Linked DNA regions of Homo sapiens: region 2 is linked to region 1. The links are chromatin loops, found by intact Hi-C in ENCODE. Cell type or tissue: gastrocnemius medialis. All regions are shown on one strand. Each heading gives the region's core, and the rest is flanking DNA. Links, peaks and the distances in the headings are about the cores only.

Region 1 (10,992 bases), core at 1,498-9,497:
GAAACTAGTTTCCGAAGCTACCTGGATATCCAACAACAGATCTCATGCATCTAGTGTCTCCCCTCAACCACTCAACACATAACCATTTGAAAAGTGTTCCTGAATATGGTACATCCTTTCCATGGAGGAGCACACAGCCACTAAGCAGTGCAGCCCAGGAGCTTATCACTCCTTTTTAATCAATGGACAAAATCTGGATTAACCCCCTTCTATTATTCAAACTAACTTCCAACTAACTTTTTCTCATACCTCCTTATTCAAAAGTAAAGATTTAATGAACTACTCCTGTCTGCTAAACACAGATTAAGTGGTCGGGATTCAAGCATAATTTAGATACAACGACTGAATTACTGGAAAAGAGGAAAGAAAAAAAGGGGGCAGGGGCTGGGCACGGTGGCTCACGCCTGTAATCCCAGCACTTTGGGAGGCCCAGGCGGGCGGATGACCTGAGATCAGGAGTTTGAGACCAGCCTGGGAAAGATGGTGAAATCCCATCTCTACTAAAAATACAAAAATTAGCCGGGCGTGGTGGTGGGCGCCTGTAGTCCCAGCTACTCAGGAGGCTGAGGCAGAATTGCTTGAACCCGGGAGGTGGAGGTTGCCATGAGCTGAGGTTGTGCCACTGCACTCCAGCCTGGGCAACAGAGCAAGACTCCATCAAAAGAAAGAAAGAGAGAGAGAGAAGAAACAAAGGGGGCAGGTTAGATAGACTCAGGTGACTGAACTCCCACCCTGTGGGATCTGACACTATCTCCAGGTAGATCATGTTGGAATTGGAGGGCACCCAGCCCGCGTCTGCTGCTTGGTGTGTGGTGAAAAAACCTACACCTCTGGTCATGGAAGTCTTCTTCTGCGTTGATATTACTGTGGTGGTATGAGAGCAGAGGAAAAACACAGTTTGAGAGAGCTTTTCCCGAAACACAAACAGAAATTGCCAGCCCCGCTGTACAGAAGAGCAGTATGTACAGAATGCTATGTGTCCATCAAAAGAAGAGTGACTAACCAAATTATAGTATCTCTGTAAAATAGAATGCTATTCAGCAATAAAAATAGCAAATTCTTGATATATACAAAAATATAGAGGATATCTCAGAAAATTATGTTGAGTGAAAGACGCCAGACACAAAAGAGTACATTTTGTGTTACTCTACGTATATGAAGTTCAAAAACAAGTGAAACTGGCCAGGCGCAGTGGCTCATGCCTGTAATCTCAGCACTTTAGGAGGTCAAGGCGGGCGGATCACCTGAGGTCAGGAGTTTGAGACCAGCCTGGCCAACATGGTGAAACCCCATCTCTACTAAAAATACAAAAATTAGCCGGGTGTGGTGGCGCATGCCTGTAGTCCCAGCTATTTGGTAGGCTGAGGCCAAGGAATCACCTGAACCTGGGAGGCAGAGGTTGCAGTGAGCTGAGATTGTGCCACTGCACTCCAGCGTGGGTGACAAAGGCTCCGTTTAAAAAAAAAATAAAAAACAAAAAAAACCCACAACAACAAATGAAACTGATCTATGGCAATAGAAGTGGGAACTAGCGGTTGCCCCTGTGGATGATCTGGAAGGGAGACGGAACCAGCAGGGAAGGAAATGTTTTATATCTTGATTGGGGTGGAGCTTACACAAGTGTACACATTTGGTAAAATTCATCCAGCTGTACACTTTGAATCTGTGCGTTTTATTGTATGTAAATTGTTCCTTGATTTTAAAGGAAAGTGTAAAGAGATCACAGTGGAAAAGGTTATTTGCTTTTCTGGGCCTAATCAGGAAAGACTTCCCAAAGGAAGTGACATTTGAGCAGGATCTTGAAGGAGGAATAGGACATTTTCTGGTTGGAGCTAAAAACAAGAACTAAAATGTGGAGGTTGAGAGTCAACGTGCATCTCAGTAGAGGAGACCTCACGGATGTGTTTGAGAATGTCTGAGAAAGGAGGGTTGGGAATGGTGTGTGCAAGGAAAATAAAAATCTTGGGACCCCAAACTTACTGTGCCAAAGGGAAAAGTTCAGTTTGGGAACTGAGTCATGCAAAAACTGCCTTCCATTTTGTTTCTAAATAGCTAGCTGCAAAAATAGAGGGCCAAGTCCCTCCCCAGGAAGAGCCCCCCTCCACATAATTTGCTTACAAGGAAATTCCTTGTAGGCCCCAAGATATTTACCCTGAAACAATTCTGTTGGATTTCCCCCGACAATGTAAATTAACAGCATATCTTCACAGGTATGGGAGAAAGACAGAAGTCATCCCTTCACTCACCTGAGACAAATGCATATTTGACTGCTTCCTCTACTCGGTGTTTATCTTACAGAAAAATGCAGATTCTCGGAGCACAAGATGAATGCATAATTGACTGTTCCTCTACCCCCTCCTTTCATGAGTAAAATGCAGACTTAGTGAGCACGAATCAAAGCCTAATCAAAGTCTTGAGATAATGTAACCTCTTGCCTTTTTTATCTACTTTCCTTTTTTTTTTTTTTTTTTTTTTTTTTTTTTGAGATGGAGTCTCACTCTGTCACTCAGGCTAGAGTGCAGTGGTGCGATCTCGGCTCACTGCAACCTCCACTTCCCGGGTTCAAGCGATTCTCCTGCCTCAGCCTCCCGAGTAGCTGGGACTACAGGTGCGTGCCCACCACGCCCAGCTAATTTTTTGTATTTTTAGTAGAGATGGGCTTTCACCGTTATTAGCCAGGATGGTCTCGATCTCCTGACCTCGTGATCTGCCCGCCTCGGCCTCCCAAAGTGCTGGGATTGCGGGCGTGACTGTGCCCAGCCCCCCTCCTCCCTTTTCTTTCTTTCCTCTTTCCCCTATGGTCTCTTCTTTCCCTTTAAATATTGAAGTCCTAAAACCCTCTTTGGAAAAAGCATGGATCACAGACTTCCTGTGATTTGTGTTCCTTTTTCCTAGGTGCATCCTCGACCTTGACAAAATAAACCTCTCAATTGAGGCTTGCCTCGGTCTTTTTCTTTGGTTTACAGGTGGGAGACAGAAAAAAGTGGTTGGGATCAGATTACAAAAGACCTTGAATAATATCCACTTTCTACCAAGGACAAAGAGAAATCATGAAAGTGCTTAGATTATGGTTTTGTCTGATTACATAAATAATGCATGCCTATTTTTTTGAAAAATGCAAATAATTGTGTATAAAGCAGAAAGTCCCCCCATAATCCTAGCTCCCAAAATAGTCACTTTTAACAATTTAGTGTTAGGCTAAACAATTATCTTTAGCTAACAATTTATTTTCCAGACATTATGTATATTCATATGTATTTTTATACTCATTTTTAAATTTTTAATAAAATGTATTAATAGGATTCTATATTATATGCTGTACAAGGCCCAGCATCATGCCTATTTTCATTCTTAAATTTTCAGTATCTAGCACAATGTCTGGCATAAGAAATACTTGTTGGATGAAAGAATTATCTTTTATTCTTGCTTTTGTTTTCTAGCACATCCTGGATATCCTCATTCTTTTCAGTGGCTATACAATGTCCTGCTGCTTGATGCAATGCCCTATTGATAGGCACTTGCTGCAAATTCCTTACTGTTACAAGACTATTACAAGATCCATGTGTACTTGGATGTATTTCTGTGATACTGTGAAATATATATTTGATCTTCATCTCTGTTTCCTGGCAAACAATTCCTAAAACCTTAGAATCTCCAAAGAGATGTCTTTTTGTACATGATGACTGACTGAAAGCTAGCAGTCCCTAGGCAGCTTCAGGATGGGGCTGGTCTCCAGAAAGCCCATGGCAGGATTACAGGGTTGGGTCTTTGATTACTACCCCTAACCTCTCGGAAGGAGAGGAGGCTCAAGATTAAGTTGACAGCCAATGGCCAAAGGTTTAATCAATCATGCCTATGTAATGAAGTCTCCATAAAAGATTCAAGAGGACAGAGTTTGGGAAGCTTCTCAATAGTGGACCGTGTGGAGGTTCTTGGAGGGTGGCACACCAGAGAGGACATGAAAGCTCTGTGTCGCTTCCACCACACCTCGCCTTATGAATCTCTGCATCTGTATCTCGCTTCCACCACACCTCGCCTTATGAATCTCTGCATCTGTATCCTTTATAATACACTTTATAATAAACCAGCAAATGTGTTTCCCTGAGTTCTGTGAGCCACTCCAGCAAATTAATTGAACCCCAAAGCAGGGTTGTGGGAACCCCAACTTGAAGTTGGTCAGTCTGAAGTTCAGGAGGCCTGGATATGCAACTGGTGTCTGAAGGGAGCGTGGTTTTGGGGACTGAGCCCTGAACCTGTGGGATCTGATGCTATCTCCAGGCAGACAGTGTTGGAATTGAATTAGAGGACACCCAGCCGGTGTCTGCAGCAGAACTGATTGCTTGCTTGTTCAGAGAATAGAAAAAACTGTGAGTTTGTGGTCTTTTTCCTCTGACACACCATTTCTATGGGACAAATTCCTAGAAGAGGAATTTGCTGGTTCAAAATATGCACATCTCAAAACTGCATAAATGTAACAGATTCTGCTAAATTACCACCCGAGGGTTGTACTAATATCCTTTTTCATAATATGTCGTTTCTACCATATGCTCAACAATCCTTGTTATTATCAATCCTTTTCACCCTTGATAATCTGATAGTCCAAAATTATTTTCTTGTTTTGCTTTTATTATTCGTGGTTTAGCATTTTGTTTTATGTTTATTGACTGTTTGCATTTTTTCTGTGAATTATCTGTTTATATGCTTTGATCTCTTTTTACTGTATCATTAATTTTTTTAATTATAGAAGCTTTTTATATATTATAGGTGACAATTCTATATATGTCAAAAATATTTCTCCCCGTCTTCTTTGTTTAGAATGTCTTTTGCACTGCAGTTTTAAAGTTGTATGTAGTCAAATCTGTTTTCTTTCCTCTTTGTAGTTTGTAGCCTAAGTGAAATGTAGAGAAAAGCTCTCCTCCTTTAGACTATAAAACTATTCTAATTTTAAAAGATTCTTTTATGGTTTTATTTTTTGCATTTGAATCTTTAATATGTTTAAATAAGTGAAAGTAAAAACTTAGCTTTGCTTTTTTTTCCCAAATATAATCAAATAAATGATCAAACAGACCCATTTATTGAATAACATATGCTTTCCCCACTGACTTAAAATGCCAATTTTACCATAAATGAAATTCCCATATATACCCGGGCCTGTTCTGAAACTCTACATTCATATCCATGAGTGCAGATTTGTGATATATGTTGGTATCTAGTAGGATAAACAGAAACATTTCACACAACTTTATTCCCTGCGAGTGGCACTGTTATCAATCCGATCTAGATTAGGTAAATTAACAGGACACAAGTTCAGTTATCCCTTTGATAAATTATCAAAAAATTTAAATATTGGCATACCAGGTATTCTTTCATAGTGTGTATATAGCCATTTAATATGGAGAATTGAAATTTCAATCATGACATTTTGTTTAGTTGTTACAGAACAAAAAGTTATGTGTAATAGTGATTCTATATTGCCTATAAACATGTACATTTTAATAATTGTTTTCTTTATAAAAACTACAAATTCAACGTATTTAATAGATACAGAGGATGTCCAGTTAGCTCTAACATATAAAGAGCTTGGAAGCCATCACTCCCATCCTTACAAGAAAAAGCTAAGCAAATGGAAAAATCAACAATTCTTTTGAACCCATCAGAGAACTGAGGTCTCAGGGTAAACCACCACTCCAAAATCTGGAGAGAGAGGTGAATCCAGAGTCACAGCTGAGATTTGCTTACCTGGAGTGCAAGCTGCTGGAGCCATAAACTGGTAGTAACACTTAAATGCTAATGTTGACAAATTGCTGGAGTCTGAGTATGGACTAGTGTAAGGGTGAGAAATACTGTCTTCATTGTAAAATACATCCAGAGTGTTTTCCACAACAAAAGCCTCTCTCCAAGGAAAAAGACTTTACCAAAGCCGTAACCCAGCTGGGGAAAGTTACCTTTCTTCTCCAGCCACCTTCTAGCTTCCTGTCTTATCTAAGGGGGAAAAAGTTAAGAAACTCTCAGCCCAGGGATTCAGGCCCATGAAAATACTGAGATTTAGATTTTATTATTATAATTTTATTATTATACATGTCCCCTCCTCCACATCGCACTGCCATACCAACAGGGCTCTAGTGTTAATTTACAGTGGATTACAGCTGAACGAGTTGCAAGACACAGGCTTTCTCTGAAAAGGGGCACTGAGGGAACTCCACAGTCAAAAGGGGAGACAAAAACAAGACCACCAGAGGAATTCGAAGCCTCTGGCACTAACAGCCACAGCAAACATTAAATATAATCCAACTCCTACCTAGATTAACATAAAATTTACACTCAAGGCTTTTAAAATTCAGTTCCTATTACCCAAGAGGCGATGTCTAGCTTTCAACAAATAATTACAAGGCATATTAAGAGGCAAGAAAAAACAAAGTCTGCAGACATAGAAGGATATGCAGATTTTCTTTTCTTTTTTTTTTTTTTTTTTTGAGACGGAGTTTCACTCTTGTTGCCCAGGCTGCAGTGCAATGGTGTTATCTCAGCTCACCGCAACCTCCGCCTTCTGGGTTCAAGTGATTCTTCTGCCTCAACCTCCCAAGTAGCTGGGATTACAGGTGCCCATCACCACGCCTGGTTTATTTTTTGTATTTTTAGTAGAGATGGGGTTTCACTATGTTGGCCAGGCTGGTTTCAAACTCCTGACCTCAGGTGATCCACCCACCTCGGCCTCTCGAGTGAATTTTGTGGGTTTTTTTAAAAAAGGAATTTGTCCATTTACGTTTTAAAATTTATTGGCATTAAAGTTATCCATACTATCCTTTATTAATTTAATAATGTAGGGCCTATAGTGACGTCTCCTGTCATTACTGATACTTGTGCCTTCTCTTTTTTCCATCTGGCCAGAGCTTTACCAGCTTTATTGGTTTTTTTCAAAGAACCAGATTTTTGTTTCATTTTTCCCCATTGTTTTACTGCTATTTATTTGGTTCCTGTTCTTTTATGATTTCATTTCTTCTCCTTATATTAGCTTTAGTTTGCTCTTCTTTATCGAGTTTCTTAAGTAGAGGCTTAGGTCATTGATTTTGAATATTTTTCCTTACCTAATATAAGCATTTAACGTTAAGAATTTCCCTCTCTTGGCCAGGCACAGTACTCATGCCTGTAATCCCAGCACTTTGGGAGGCTGAGGTGGGCAGATCACTTGAGGCCAAGAGTTCAAGACCAGCCTGGCCAACGTGGTGAAACCCCGTCTCTACTACAAATACAAAAATTAGGTGGGCATGGTGGTGCGCACCTGTAGTCCCAGCTACTCGGGAGGCTGAGGCAGGAGAATCGCTTGAACCTGGAAGGCAGAGGTTGCAGTGAGCTGAGATCATGCCACTGCACCCCAGCTTGGTGACAGAGCGAGATTCTGTCTCAAAAAAAAAAAAATCAAAATAAATAAATAAAAGAATTTCCCTCTCTATTCCCTCTTTCAGGTCTTTGCTTTGGCAACTATCCTATCCCTCTCCTACGTCATTTTTTCCTTTCTATGGAGTCATTCTTATCTTAACATAAACATGCAGTTACAGTTACAGTCTACATCATAAGGAAAAAAAGAAAAAAAAACTCTCTTTCCCCCACATCCTCCTTAGGTTCATCATCCCACTGCTCTACAATACCTGTGTTCTCAATGCTGTGTCTACTTCCTCATCTCCTGTTCCGTACAATCCATTCTATTCAGGTGTTCACTCTGATTTCCATCTTGTTTTTATCAAGATCACCAGCAAGTTCCATCTCTCCATACAAAACAATCAATTCTCTCTCCTCTTCTTACCCATTATCCAGCAGCATTTGACATCCTTTCCCCACTGGCTGTCAAGCCACTGCACTCCTTTGGTTTTCCTTCCTTCTTCTCTCCTTTCCAACCTTTCAATTGACTGCCCCCAGGGTTCAGTCCTCAGCTATCACCTATCTATATCCACTACCCAGTGCCCTTCATCCACTTCTAAATTAAGCATCATCTTAGTAGTCAAGCTATTCTATATTATTCCATAATTTGTAGTGCATTTTGTAGTTGCCTTAAAATAATACTTAGGTGTTTTAATCTGTGCAGTTAGATTATATGTTTTCCAAGGACAAAGATCCCCACCATCTCGTTCTTTTCCATCCTTTTGAAGTGCCTAAGCAGTATTCTGTGCATGGTAAGCCCTGAATAAGCACTGTAAACTTCATCTGATTTTGTGCAAGCTCTAAAAAATGTGTAATTTTACTAGTAGCTAGAAGGATTTACAGCGATCCACACTGAGGCAACAAGTACCACTTATAAATTAATTGAGCATTAAAGCCAGGATCTGCTTGGGACTCATAATCTATTATGGTCACCTTACAATGTATCTAATTCTTCTATTGAGACTGGGACCACAACCTGTCCAGAGGTTCCTTCTATTCAGCATTTTCAAAGAGGTGAAAGTAAAATATGCACTTCTTTCCATTAGAGGTTTCTCATGTGTTGAGGCTGGTCATAGGGAAATCTCCATTCCAACTAAATGCCAAACAAGTAACAATTAAATTAGAACCAAAATTCAGTGTTTAAGGGCCAATGAAATTGTACAGGAATCTGGGCTGATACCTGAGGAATGCCCACCTCTTCCACTGGTTTACAGGTTAGAAGCAAAGAGCCCTTGGGACCTGAGAACGTTTCATCCAATAACGTCATCAACATAGCCTGCAACAGCCTCATTTCAAGCCAGAGTGAACAAGCATCAAATGGTTTTGAGTATCGTATCATAATCCCCTATGTATCCTGTCTGATGGCAAGGGCCAAGCTCAACCCTTTAGCTGCACTGTCTCCTCACCAAGGGAAAGAAAGAGAAAAGGACTCTATAGGCTACTCAGAATCACCAGGTAAAAGCTAAATTGTACTCTCCTCTTCACCGGACTCCAATCCTTAGCCACTATTATACAAACATTCTTTAAATTCACCATTTTACAATTAGGAGATTTTGCAAAGCAAGCTTCCAGGATCTTTGAGGATTCCCCCGGCTTGGTTTAAGATACCTCAAGGAAATGCTCTGAACCAAACTACTCCTAAACACACAGATATGAAATAAGCCTTAGGAGTTTTAAATCAGATAAAGAATTTCTCTTTGAAAAAAGTCTCTGAACTGATCAGTCATAAACAACAGAATGTACATCCAAGTTTCATAAGGAGACAAAACACGGTAGTAACATACTGAAGGATACACCATTCCACAGAACAGGAAACACAGGAAATGAGGAGTGCCAGACAATCTTTTTATTGTTCACTGAAAAATGCAGGTCTGCAAAGAGTCAATTGCATTGTATATTGAATGCAAGGTCTGATATTGCAAGTATATATGACATGGTATAACATATAAAATATTACATATTTTACACAGTGACAGTACCCGCCTCTTCTAAACACTAAAATTTAATAGAATGAAGTAAAAAGCCTATTAAATAAGAAACAAACACTGCAATCATAAACAAAATGCACTAAGCAAAATACTTTAAAATTGTTGTGTGTGACATCTATCTTGTCTACCTGGAGTTAGGAATGGTGGAGCCCAGAAAAAAACTGAGCTAACAAAAACAGCCAACACCCTCCAGGAACTCTTCCCTGGAATCAGGCCGCTGGTGCCCGTCACAGGCTGCCCCCATCTGATGACCCAGCCAGGCTTCAGGGCTGCCTGAGGGCCCACACTGAATGCTAACGCCTGTCTGGGGCTGGGCTGAGGTGAATGGGAGGAGTACCAGGTAGGAAGAAGCTTCTCTCCCAACTGCTTATTCTGCATCCATGCTATGGATATGAACACCTAGTGTTTCTGGTGTGAATCTGCCACTCTCCACAAACATTGAAATGTGATTGAGAAGAAAATGTTAACGCTGGGAACAAAAGCCATTTTCTACGCAGTCTGCAGATATCATCATTAATTCCTTTCATCCATGTTTTCATTAAGATGCTCTAAAAGAGGCTGCTGCTATTATACAGCCAGTCAGGCAAGCCAGGATAGAGGTAACAAAATTTCTCCAGTTATAACTAGTAATTCAAATGAATCAAAAATAAATATAGCTTATACTAGAGAGCAACACAGTCTCTATTATTCACATGGTAATATATTCAAGAATTGCAACAATATTCACAATTCTCTAAGGTCAACATATTTCCCTCCAAGCAGAAAATCCTGAATGGAAGGGAGTGTATAACATCAATAACTCCTGTTTGTCTCACATAATATCAGGGCTCAGAAAGCTCATTATAGATAACAAATGCAAAATAAAAAAAAAAAAGCATTTCAATATATGTACAGCAACAGAGGAAGACTAGGCCCTCCCTCTGGGCCTCCTTGGCATAAGGCAAAGCATGGCTATTTGCGACAACAGTGTCTAAGCTGACTCTGGAAAGGCTCATGTTTTACGATAAATCAGAATTACAAAGTTCCTTCATTCACAGGTAACAAAGGATTATTAAATAATTTCCTGAACTAAGACAACAGTCTCACCATCAAAGAAAATTTTCTTCTCATCTGAGTTTTTATAAATGAGATTTTACAATACCCAGCTTTTTTAGTTAATATGAAACCATCGGCGTACAGAGAACATCCTCAAAGCTCAAGATGAGTAAAGCTAATATTCTCAGACTTTCCACACTCTACAGAGCAGCAAATATTTTATCAGAATATCCATTTAACACAGTTTTAAGTCCATAATAACCAACTATGTATTTTTCTTATTCAAAGAAGACCATGTTTTGATAAGAATAATCCCAGTTTGATGAGTATCCTATTCCCCTTGATGTTGTACAATAAATGTCACTGTTGAGTCTCTATATCCTTGACTCTTCCAGTCAAAGGAAAATCCTGTATAAAGCTGGAAAACTGCAAACTCCAGCGGAAGCACTAGTGTTAGTGCTGAAGTAAACTTTAGGGGAATAACCACAGTCGCTTATCAGACTGTTTACAGCATTGATAGAAGCCCTCCTCTTCTTTTATCTCTATTATCTCT
Region 2 (10,992 bases), core at 1,413-9,412, 62 kb before region 1:
TTCCTTTTACGAAAGCTGCACTGAGACCAAAGTTTCCCTGGAAATCTCTTTAGTCCTAAGTTGCTCCAAGACCAAAGGGAGAAACAGCCATTAGTTGGCCCTCTTTCCTATAGCTGGTTGCTCCTCTCACTCTGGGGCAGCTCTGCCTCCCTTCTCTCTCTTTTCCTGCCCTTCCCTGTTCTCTTCCCTCCCTCCCCTTCCTTTCTTCCCTACTTTCCCTGCTCTTCCTCTTCCCTCTCCCTTTCCCTCCTCCTTATCTCCTCTCCCAATTCTCCAAGTTGGGACTGGGGAAGTTTGTAGTCAAAACTCCACTTTCGCCTCACTCTGAGGAAGGAGACTGCCTACCCCTGGGTAGAGCACAGCTTTTATTCTGTAAATTCTCATGCAGTTTCCTTGGGTTTTTAACTGCCTTAGAGGACAGGTCAAAGCAAAAATCACTGAGGTGTAGAATGTCAGCATGAACCCAAAGTTGGAGGTGGAGAGGAGTTAAGCTGAGTAATGGGGTCAAAGTGTGATCTGCTCTCTGCCTGGTGCATTTAAACTTCCAGCATTGGAGAATGTTCAAGAACAATGTCAGGGGCCCAGGAGGGAGCATAATAATGTGAAGTCAAGTGTCTTCTGGAGAAACCCTTGGAATTCTTAGTTGCCGTGGCTTTGGGGGGCATTTCAGTGAATTCTGCAGAGCTTGCCCTGCCCAAACCTGGTGTGGAGAGCCAGGCAGTCTTGGGCTACCCAGGAGATGGTTACTCAGGGAAAGTTCTAGCACCCAGCACAGGAAGCAGGCAGGGCCCAGGACCTCTGATATGGATCTTGGTAAATACCATTTTCTCTGGGCATTCCCTCCAGGGGAACCTCCCTGCCCAGTACCAGCTGGGTCTGCAGGTTCTAACAGGTTTCAGGCTGAGCCTCCCAGGTTTCCCAGATGGAACAGATAACCTTCCTTGGGAAGGAAACTATTCCCCTCCAGGAAGGGCCTGCTCCCTCAGGATGCCACTGAGGCCTTGGCCTGGCCTCGCTTGTGGAATCAGTTTAATCCTTTTAAGCCTTCTGTTCTTACAGCTAGAAGTGGGGAACCAGGGGGTGCAATTCCTGAATAAAGCACACTTTCGTGCGCGTGCACACACACACACGCACACATACACACACTTTTAGAGAGACTTCCTGAGGTCAGAGCTGAGCTGGGGCCCTGATCCTCACCCGATGAACCCCCTTGACTCACCATCCTCACTTACAACGCCGCTTCTCCCCAGCCCTCCAGCTCCTGAGCCCCTCCAGACACTGCCATTTATACCCAAAGTGCCGAGTCTGGAGTCCCAAGCCAGCTCACTCACAGAGAGGAGGGCAGGGAATGTTGCTCTGGAGGCTGCTGCCTTTCAACAAGTCCCCAGTCCTATGTCACCACCGCGACCTCACAGTCCCAGATGTCCACTCTATGACTTTTAGCCCTGAGCTTTCCAGAGTGTGATGCTGAGGCCTCATCTGAGGATGAGAACTCCAACAACAGGGAAAACCTTGATTAGCGAGCCCTGGGAGGGTAGCAGAAGATGTAGGGTATAAGGCTATGATTTGAATGTGAGCAGGTACAATGCAAACTGCTGGCAAGGCAGCAGTGCTCAGGCAGCAGATGTGTTTCTAGTGGCCTCCAGGATCACTGGAGTGGCCTGTGCCTCCTCAGGGGAAAAGTAAGGGTGAACTCCTCTGTTATTTGTGGAATTTTACATCCTGGGCCTCCAACTGTTCTGCCTGCTAAGAGGTAATGATCTGGCTTATTATATCTCTAAGGTCTGGGATTACATCTTAATAATGAACCTCTCACACAAAAGACTGAAGAAAATGTCCAGAAGAGGTTTTATGTCTTCTATAGCTTGGTTTGAAAGCAATGCTTTCTTTATTTTTTTTCATTGTTGTTTCAGCAAAGGGGTGAGCAGTAAACTTGGGGGTCACATACAAGTTTGGTTTCCCCGTGGTTCTGAATGTCTAATTACTAATTCAAGGGAGGTTGATCTTGGGACCCTCAACTCTCAATGCACCCATAGCTGGTTTCAGGGGAGTCTGTGGACCTTCTGAAATGACTTGTATATAAAACTTTATGTGTCTAAGCTTAGGGAAATTTTTTTTTTGAGACAGAGTCTCGCTCTGTCACCCATTCTGGAGTGCAATGGCACAATCTCAGCTCACTGCAACCTCCGCCTCCCGGGTTCAAGCAATTCTCCTGCCTCAGCCTCCCCAGCAGCTGGGATTACAGGCACCCGCCACCACGCCTGCCTAATTTTTGTATTTTTAGTAGAGACAGGGTTTCACCATGTTGGCCAGGCTGGTCTCGAACTCCTGACCTCAGGCGATCTGCCTGTCTTGGTCTTCCAAAGTGCTGGGATTACAGGGGTGAGCCACCGTACCCAGCCAGCTTAGGGAAATTTTTACTGGGAGAGGTCCATAATACTCATCGGATACTCCAGGGGGTCTGGACTCCTCCACTTAACTACTCCAAAGATTGAGGAGACTTGAAGATTCCCTAAGTTCATGGCACTAATGCTAAATTAATGGTAAATGCGGTGGGACTCCTTCCAGTGGGAATATGATATTGGTCAGGACACTTCACCTTGGTGGACTTTCATTTCCTCACCTACAAAAGGAGGAGATGGGCTATGAGTGTAAGAAAGAGATCTGAACTCTTCTCTTCCAGGGTGGGATGTCAATAAATAATGCCTAAACATAAAACAATCAAGGTAAAACAATATTAGCATGTTATATAGAGATATGGAGATAATAGCAAAAGAATCATTTTAAAAAGATCCAAAGTGGTTGCTCTAGGGAGCAGTACATGGTTAGGGAATGTCAGGGAACTGAGGTTTTTGTTACACAGCTTTGTAGAACCATCTGACTTTCTAAACCACGTGCAAGTGTAATTTGATAAAAATTACCAATTACATTGGAAAATTAAAAACAAAATTAATTACAAACACTGAGGCAAAGAAATGGAACAGAATAACAAAAAATATGAGATTAAACCGGCTTTTTTTTAAAAAAAAAGCCAAGTTCACTTTTTAACTTTTAAAAAACACAATTTCCTTAAGTAGGAAATGCCAGGAGTGATAAGTGACCAGATTGCTTGTCACTTAAGTTTTACTGCAAACTAATTCCCACGAGAGAAAGGGGATGTGAGGTGCTTCCCCACAAGGGTACGCTTTTCCATCTGTACCCTTGTGGGTCGAGAACCACGGAGACCCTGGGAAAAGTTGGGAGGCAGGGATTTAGGAGTTGCACAGTCCCCTCATTGGATGAGTCACCTGAGACACACAGTGGGATGCTTCTCTACTCAGGGTCCCTTCCTCGGAGGTGAAGAGGAAGGCCGGCAGGCAGGGTCACAAGAGCACAGCTCTGCACTTGTGAAAAAGACCTTTTTTGACATAGGAACGAAGAACATTTATGCATGAAGAGTGTGGAGTGCGAAGTAGTGGGTGACTTTTGTTCTCTTTCTGGCAGAACTTTGCCTACACATTCCTACTACCCCTGGAATTCTAACTCAGATGTGGGTAGCAGCTTCCTCAAAGAGAAACTTTTTCCCAGCTGGGTGCTGTGGCTCACACCTGTAATCCCAGCCCTTTGGGAGGCTGGAGTGGGCAGATCGCTTGAGCCCAGGAGTTTGAGATCAGCCTGGGCAACATGGTGAAACTCCATCTCTGTGAAAAATACAAAAATTAGCCAGGTGTGGTGGTGCGCGCCTGTAATCCCAGCTACTAGGGAGGCTGAGGTGGGAGGATTGCTTGAGCCCAGGAGGTTGAGGCTGCAGTGAGCTGCGATCACACCACTGTACTCCAGTGACAGAGTGAGACCCTGTCTCACAAAAAGAAAGAGAAAGAGAGAAAGAAAAAGAAAAAGAAGAAAGAGAGAGAGCGAGAGAGAGAGAAAGAAAGAAAGAAAGAAAGAAAGAAAGAAAGAAAGAAAGAAAGGAAAGAAAGAGAGTGGGAGGGGAGAGACAGAGAGAGAGAGAAAATGTAAAGTGGGAAAAAGCAAGACACAGAACACTATTTCCAGTATGCCAATGTTTGTGTGAGGAGAAAGAGGGAGATCAATGCATATGTGTGTGTAGCCATGCCATGAAAGGGCTCCCAATCATCAGCTAACCTCCTTGTCTAATGGAAGCAGGGAAGGTAGAGTGGGAAGAAGAGCTTCTACTGTATATACCATTTGATGGCTTTTGGGTTTTGAGCCACATGAAATTATTGCCTATTCAGGTAATAAAGTTTAGCTTCTCTAAGATGTCTGGAAGGCACCTGCTCAAGAACCCCCTCCTGCTTCCATGAGCCTCTGCATGAACCAACTGCCTGTGCTGCTGACTGGAGCACAGTTGCCCTGAGAAGCTGCTGTTCTGATGCAGACTCAGAAAAAGTTTCAATTTGGCCGGGCATGGTGGCTCACGCCTATAATCCCAGCACTTTGGGAGACCAAGGCAGGCGGATCACCTGAGGTCGGGAGTTTGAGACCAGCCTGACCAACATGGAGAAACCCCATCTCTACTAAAAATACAAAATTAACCAGGCGTGACGGTGCGTGCCTGTAATCCCAGCTACTCAGGAGGCTGAGGCAGGAGAATTGCTTGAACCCAGGAGGCAGAGGTTGCAGTGAGCCGAGATCGCGCCACTGCACTCCAGCCTGGGCAACAAGAGCAATACTCCACCTTGAAAAAAAAAAAAAAGAAAAAGAAAAAGTTTCAATTTCTGGGCATCGACCTCCTTTTCAATTTCGCTCATATCAAAACAAAATCTGTAGTGTTTTCCATTACTCATCTGGTTCCATTGTACTTACTTACTGTGTTTTGTTCTTTGTAGGTTCCAAGTGGACTTATTTTGGTAAGTAGAGATTTTAAATACTTTTTTGTTGAAAAGAAAATAGAAATGGTTGTATTTAATGAGAAAAACAGAAACTTCATGCTCTGTGGAGGTGATTTTGAAGGGTCGGAAGCACAGTTCTTGTATTGTAGAAAGAGAGTACAAAGGCATCTCCTAAGAACACTTCAACTTGGGTTGCATACTGCACTTTCTCCAAGCAGGCGAGCCTGCTCCAGGCACAGGACTGTGAGTCATAGTGTCCAGGCTTCAGATTCCTGCAAGGATTTCTACCAAACCTCCAAGATTTGGAGGTAACTTGCCCCACCTCCGGACTGCAAGGGTCCTGGGCAGGAGAGAGCCTTTCTCCCTTGCAGGACACATATCCTATTATAAACAAAGAAGAAAGGGCTCCTCTCTGAAAGTTTGGCTGAGGTCCCAGAACTTAAGCTGTCAGTATGTCTAGAATTAACTTCTTGTTGCCGTGATTGTAAGCTAGCGATGGATGAAGAGGTGTTGGTCAGTGCTTAGTGAAAGAGGGATGCTTGTCTTAAATGAAGCGAGAGGAGCACCAGTGTGCTTGTTGCCTGGGCTTTCTGTGGGACGGTCTCCAAGAGCATGTTAGCCCCATCTGGCAGGCCTGCCAGAGAAGCAGCTGGAAATCAGCTTAGCTGGAGAGTTGCAGTGAATTAGAAATTGGTCATTGGCTGGAATGGATGTGGCAGGCCAGACACCTGAGTCCCCTGGCCAGTGCGGGAATGTTGATAATGTCTTGTTGGGGCACAGCCACAGAAGATGCACAAGATCGATTGTTTTGGTAGCAGAAGGGTGGAACTGACTCACTGGCACAGGAGGCATTTTAAGCAAGCAGGGTTGTGGCCAAAGTTAAAGCCACAGGATGCAATGGCTGTGGGCGGGGACAGGCGGGAAGTTGATTACTACAGTGGAAGCACCGTCCAGAGAAAGATCTGACACCAATTTGCATAGGTCAGCCTTTGGAGGTTCACCAGCCCAAGATGCATAGAAAAGTCACTGAACTGACCAACCAGCTACCCACAGGCCAAGGTCCCCTCAGCCCCAGCACTGCACGGCTCCGTTATTGCTAACATCCCTTATGTACTGATTATGTGCACAGCACATTGCTAAGTGGGTGGGTAATAGAAGGGTAGGCTGTGGTCCATAGTTGGGAATTACTTAAAGCTCACAATTCAAAGCAGAACATAATAGGTAATAATAACATCATAAACAAATGCTTCAGAGATCTGAGTGCTCAAAGGAGGGCGAGTGTGCTAGGGCTAGATGGTCAGGGAAGGCCTCCTGGAGGAGGAGGGCTTTCACCTGGGCCTTGGAAGATAAGGAGGATTCGGTGAGTGGGGAGTGGGTGCTGTTGGCTAAGGTGATGTTGAGCAGAAGCAAGAAAGAGCAAGGTGGTGTTCGAGGAAAGCATGTGGAGAAGGGTTGATAGCGGAGTCACGGGCTCTAAGGTCAGAGAGATAGGCTGGGTCAAACAGGGGAGGTGTGGAGGGTCAGGGCAGGCCTTTCCCACTTTGTCCTGCTCCTGGAGGGGCAGGGCAGGGAGTAAGTCTGTGTTTTAGGAAGAGTTACTTGGTGGTAGGAGGTGGAGGGGGAAGGATGGAGGGAGGCAGGAAGGTGTTTGGCCTGTGGAGAAACCCCGTTCCGTGTCTTCACATCCAGTTTACAGTGGTGGCAGTGAGGGGGAAGGCCAGGCCAGGATAAGAGAACTGACAAAGTAAGAATCGCAGAATCTGGGCCACAGGGCCCCTTGGGCAGGTTCCGTGTGTAGGAGGTGACAGGCATGGAAAGAAGGTGGCACTTGGGTTCTGGGCTTTATTCCATATGATCCCCAGTAAGCCATTTCAGCCCCAGGACTTCACTTTCCCCATCTGTAACCTGGAGGAGGGGTTGTCTAGACCAGTGTTTCTCAAACTACGGCTTGGGATCACCCACATCAGGATCACCTGGAATACTTCCCCAAAATGCAGATTTCTAGGCCTTGGGCTAGACCTGGGAAAGGGAGGGAGCCTGAAAAACCTGTATTCTTAACGCACTCCCCAAGTGATTCTTAGCTGCACTCTATCAGAGAATCACTGACCCATGGTTCCCAAGACCTGTCTATCCAGAGAGAGGAAGCTTGCCCCACCTCTTCTGCTGGCCTCTCAGGTATGATAGAAACACAGATCACATCTCTACGGGGTCCTCTATCCCTATCTCTCTGTTACAGCCCTCCTGGGCAGAATGAGATGGCGACAGGGAACAGAGACATTGTGTGAAGGTGTGGGAGGACAAATTTTTTTTTTTTTTTTGGAGTCTCATTCTCACCCAGGGTGGAGTGCAGTGGCGTGATCTTGGCTCACTGCAACCTCTGCTTCCTGGGTCCAAGGGATTCTCCTGCCTCAGCCTCCCAAGTAGCTGGGATTACAGGGGTGTGCCATCACGCCCGGCTAATTTCTGTATTTTTATTAGAGATGGGGTTTCACCATGATGGCCAGGCTGGTCTCGAACTCCTGATCTCAAGTGTTCTGCCCACCTCGGCCTCTCAAAGTGTTGGGATTACAGGTGTGAGCCACCATGACTGGCTGGGAAGAGAATCTTAACTGCCTCTTCATCATGACGTGGTGTTCGCCAAGGGCGGGCTTCTCAGTGCAGCCACACTGACCTGTCCAGAAGCATTTCTCCCTGACCACTAGCTCTGGCCAGCCCTCTGTCCCTCCTACCCTGCATAATTAGAGCAGCTCTTTGCTGAGGAAGCAGAGGGCAGAGTCTAATGATGCATGGACATGCATGGGGTAAGCACAAAGGCAAGTCTGGTTTTTATTAGTGACATGGGCATGTGTGATGTGGAGTCAGCCCTCAGAGGGGACGTGCAGGAGAGGACAGATGGAAGACAGCTAAGGAGGCAAACTCCTCCTGAGGTCTTGGCTAGCTCCTCCTTAGGTCCTGGCTGGCAGCTGGCACCTGTGCTCAGGGCTGCACAGGTAGACAGAGGGCCCAGCATAAGTGCTGGAGGGAAACGGCTTCCAAGCAATAAGGGCCGCACTGAATGGGGCAAGTCCAACCAAAGGCTCCGTGCTGGGCATGGTGGCTCATGTGCAGAACTCAGCTTCTTTGCACGTACACTGCTGAGTCATTCTCCAGGGGCCTCCCACTGTCTGGCACACATGGTAGGACTTTTAGAAGTACAAAAAAGGGAGTTCTACCCCTACATCCTCATAGCTGAGTCACCAGGCTGACTGCATGGATGGCTCCTCCCTGGAGAGAGGAGGACCATCTGACTGCCAAGATGGGGCCAGCGCCACCTCTTTGAGCCCCTCCTAGGGTGCTGAAACAGCAGCTGAATGGCTGCTGGGCTTAGCATGGCTGAGGTGGCATCATGAGAGAGAGGCTGGGGATGATGTGACATGGACCTTCCCCGCCGGAAATCAGTCCCGCATCAATCCCGCTGAGCCCGGCAGCTTCACTTGCTGTGAACTGAGGACAGCTGCAGGTCAGGTTGTCATGTGAGCTAAGGACAAACTCCAGCCTGCTAAGGTATCAGAATATGTGCCCTGTGGGGGATGAAGATGACCGGAAGGAGGCAGGAAGGGTTGTGGGCACGTTCAGGTCCTTGGTGTGGGTGCTGCAGTCAGTTTTTGAGCATTCATCCAGCTGTTTGCTTATGGTCTACACACTTTTCGGTATATATTTCATATTCAATAAAAGAGTTACAAAGTTCCAGCTGGCTGGGAGATTCATCCTTACTCTGATAGCTTTTTTAGTCCTTCCCCAAGAAAAAACCAAACCAAACCAAAACAAAACAAAAAACCCAAAAACAAAACAAAAAAAACCCTAGTGTGTTCAAAACAACAGAGCAACCAGAAAGAATGACTGTATTGGAGCTAGACCCGAGAGCACATCATGTTAGCTGAGAATGGGCGTGGTGTTTCATCCCTGATGATATCAGATATTGGCTTGCTGCTTCTTGGATGTGAGCTGGTTGAGAAATAGATGAAAACCCCTGTTTGCTCAAGATCTGCAAAGTCTTAAACGCGATGGGATGGCAGAAGAACATGGATGACAAGCCTTCCTCCTGGAGGGTGCGCCAACCCCTATCACAGCCCCACAGGGCACCCGCGAGGCCAGCCCCTCCATCCTGTTCAGGAAACCTTGGAAAGAAGGTGGCCTGGCACGGGGGTGCCAGGTGGCTGGCTGTGGCTGTGGCCGCACATGCTTACAGGTCAGCCTGCCCAGTTCTCTGTTGCGGCAGGCCAGCCCTCGTGGCCCTCGGCTCTGGCAGGACTCGGTGTGAGCCGGGCAGTGCTGTGCATTCCTTTTGCTGCACTCCTTGGTTCCTCTCCCAGATAATACATTGTCCGTCTTAAAGAATTTCCTTTGGAAATCAGGGGGAGATCCTCCACTGGGGCAAACCTCATTTTCATGTCCCTGAAGTCCTCCAGGCCCACACCTCCACCCGCCTTCTGTCCTGTATCTGCGGAAATATTTATTTTCTGTAATGAACTTTCTTGGGGCTCCAGACACCCTCTCAGCCTCTTCCCACACAGAACTAGAAATGGAACACATGAAAGGAGGCCAGGAAGCAAACTCTTGACTTTCTATTCTTCAGCAGTGATAAAGGCACTGTGTGACCTCACACCTGAATTGCAATATAAAAAGCAGGCTGCAGTGAGAGCTCAGGGGAGACTCAAAACAGCAGGGAGCACCTGCAATTAATAGACCGAGGGCTCTTGTCTCTATCAAAGGGAGGGAGGCTTGGCCATCTCAAAACATTCCAGCCACTTCTCGCGACTCCCAGCTGCCATCCTGAGGATGAATAAGGGGCACAAAGTACTCTCAGGAGAGCCGGAAAAGGCCAGACATGTTTTTCTTTTTTCTTTTTTTTCTTTTTTTTTTTGAGATGGAGTCTCGCTCTGCCACCCAGACTGGAGTGCAGTGGTGCAATCTTGGCTCACTGCAACCTCCGCCTCCCAGGTTCAAGCGATTCTCCTGCCTCAGACTCCCAAGTAGCTGGGATTACAGGCACCCACCACCACGCCCGGCTAATCTTTGTATTTTTAATAGAGACGGGGTTTCACCATGTTGACCAGGCTGGTCTCGAACTCCTGACTTCAGGTGACCCACCTGCCTTGGCCTCCCAAAGTGGTGGGATTACAGGCATGAGCCACCGTGCCCCGCCCAGATATGCTTTTCCTATCTTTTCTTTTTTTCTTTTTTTTTTTTTTTTGAGACAGGGCTTTGTCATCCAGGCTGGAGTGCAGTGGCACAATCACTGCTCGCTGCAGCCTCCATCACCTGGGCTCAAGGGATTCTCCTGTCTCAGCCTCCCAAGTAGCTAGGACGTATGCCACCATGCCAGGCTAATTTTTAAATTTTTTAGTAGACACAGGCTACATTACCAGGCTGGTCTTGAACTCCTGGCCTCAAATGAGCCTCCCGCCTCGGCCTCCCAAAGTGTTGGGATTACAAGGGTGAGCCACCGTGCCTGGCAGACATGTTTTTCATACCAGCACACTGAATTCCTATCCCCAAATCCCATGGATTTCTGCTGGGGTTAGAAATCCGACCCCCTATCTTGAATTAAATCTGTGTTGTAGTTTCAGTTACTTCTAATTGAAGTTGTGACATCTAGGGTCTGTCTGGATGTGGTGTGGCCCGCCTACTCATAGTTACTTCTCATCTTTCCTGAATTGCAGAATTGGGGTTTGTGCGTATCCTGGAGGCTTTTGGCCTGTGGCTGCCAAAATGCCTACATTTTTGTGTTCACAGCTGGCCTCATCAGCTGAGTAAAAACATAGGGAAGCTAGCATTAGTTCCTAAAGACAGGCATAGTGGAACAGAGGATGAGGCAGAAAACCAGGAGGAAGAAGCGGAAACTTTACAGACCCCAGAACCAGGCGACCTCCATGGAAATATCTGCTAGGCCACTTTCTGTCTGGTGCGCCTTAGGAAAGTAATGACCTCTCTGAGCCTTGGTTCCTTAGCTACAAGATGAGAATCATGGCATCTACACCAGTGGTTCTCAAAGTGTGGTCCCTGGGCCAGCAGCATTAGCATCACCTAAGCCAAATGCAAATTCTCAGCCCATCCCAGGCCTACCTCCTAACCAGAAACTCTGGGGGGCGGGGCCCAGAAATTTGTTTTAACAAGTCCT

What was found. Hi-C counts contacts between places; a loop is a spot of excess contacts. Peaks named below come from ENCODE experiments on the same cell type or tissue, not always from the same donor. Only the 100,000 strongest peaks of a DNase experiment are listed, where the experiment ranks them.
Region 2: a loop joins it to region 1, with 3 times the contacts of the local background. A loop is called at or near these places in 5 of 110 quality-filtered maps.

Annotation. Positions count from the first base shown.
Region 1 is chr15:63,307,375-63,318,366 of GRCh38, reverse strand. It overlaps APH1B (aph-1B gamma-secretase subunit), which reads right to left. Exons shown (of 6, transcript NM_031301.4): 6 at 9,241-10,992. It overlaps LOC124903506 (a long non-coding RNA gene), which reads right to left and starts at 379. Exons shown (of 3, transcript XR_007064676.1): 1 at 1-379. In gastrocnemius medialis, for the core only: no CTCF peak of the experiment used is centred there; no DNase peak of the experiment used is centred there.
Region 2 is chr15:63,369,516-63,380,507 of GRCh38, reverse strand. It overlaps CA12 (carbonic anhydrase 12), which reads left to right. Exons shown (of 11, transcript NM_001218.5): 2 at 4,830-4,850. Among named protein-coding and RNA genes, the nearest start is that of CA12, 6.8 kb to the left of the region's middle. In gastrocnemius medialis, for the core only: no CTCF peak of the experiment used is centred there; DNase peaks (open chromatin) are centred at 5,054, 5,709, 8,027, 8,777 and 1 weaker place; H3K27ac peaks cover 289 bases; H3K27me3 peaks cover 540 bases.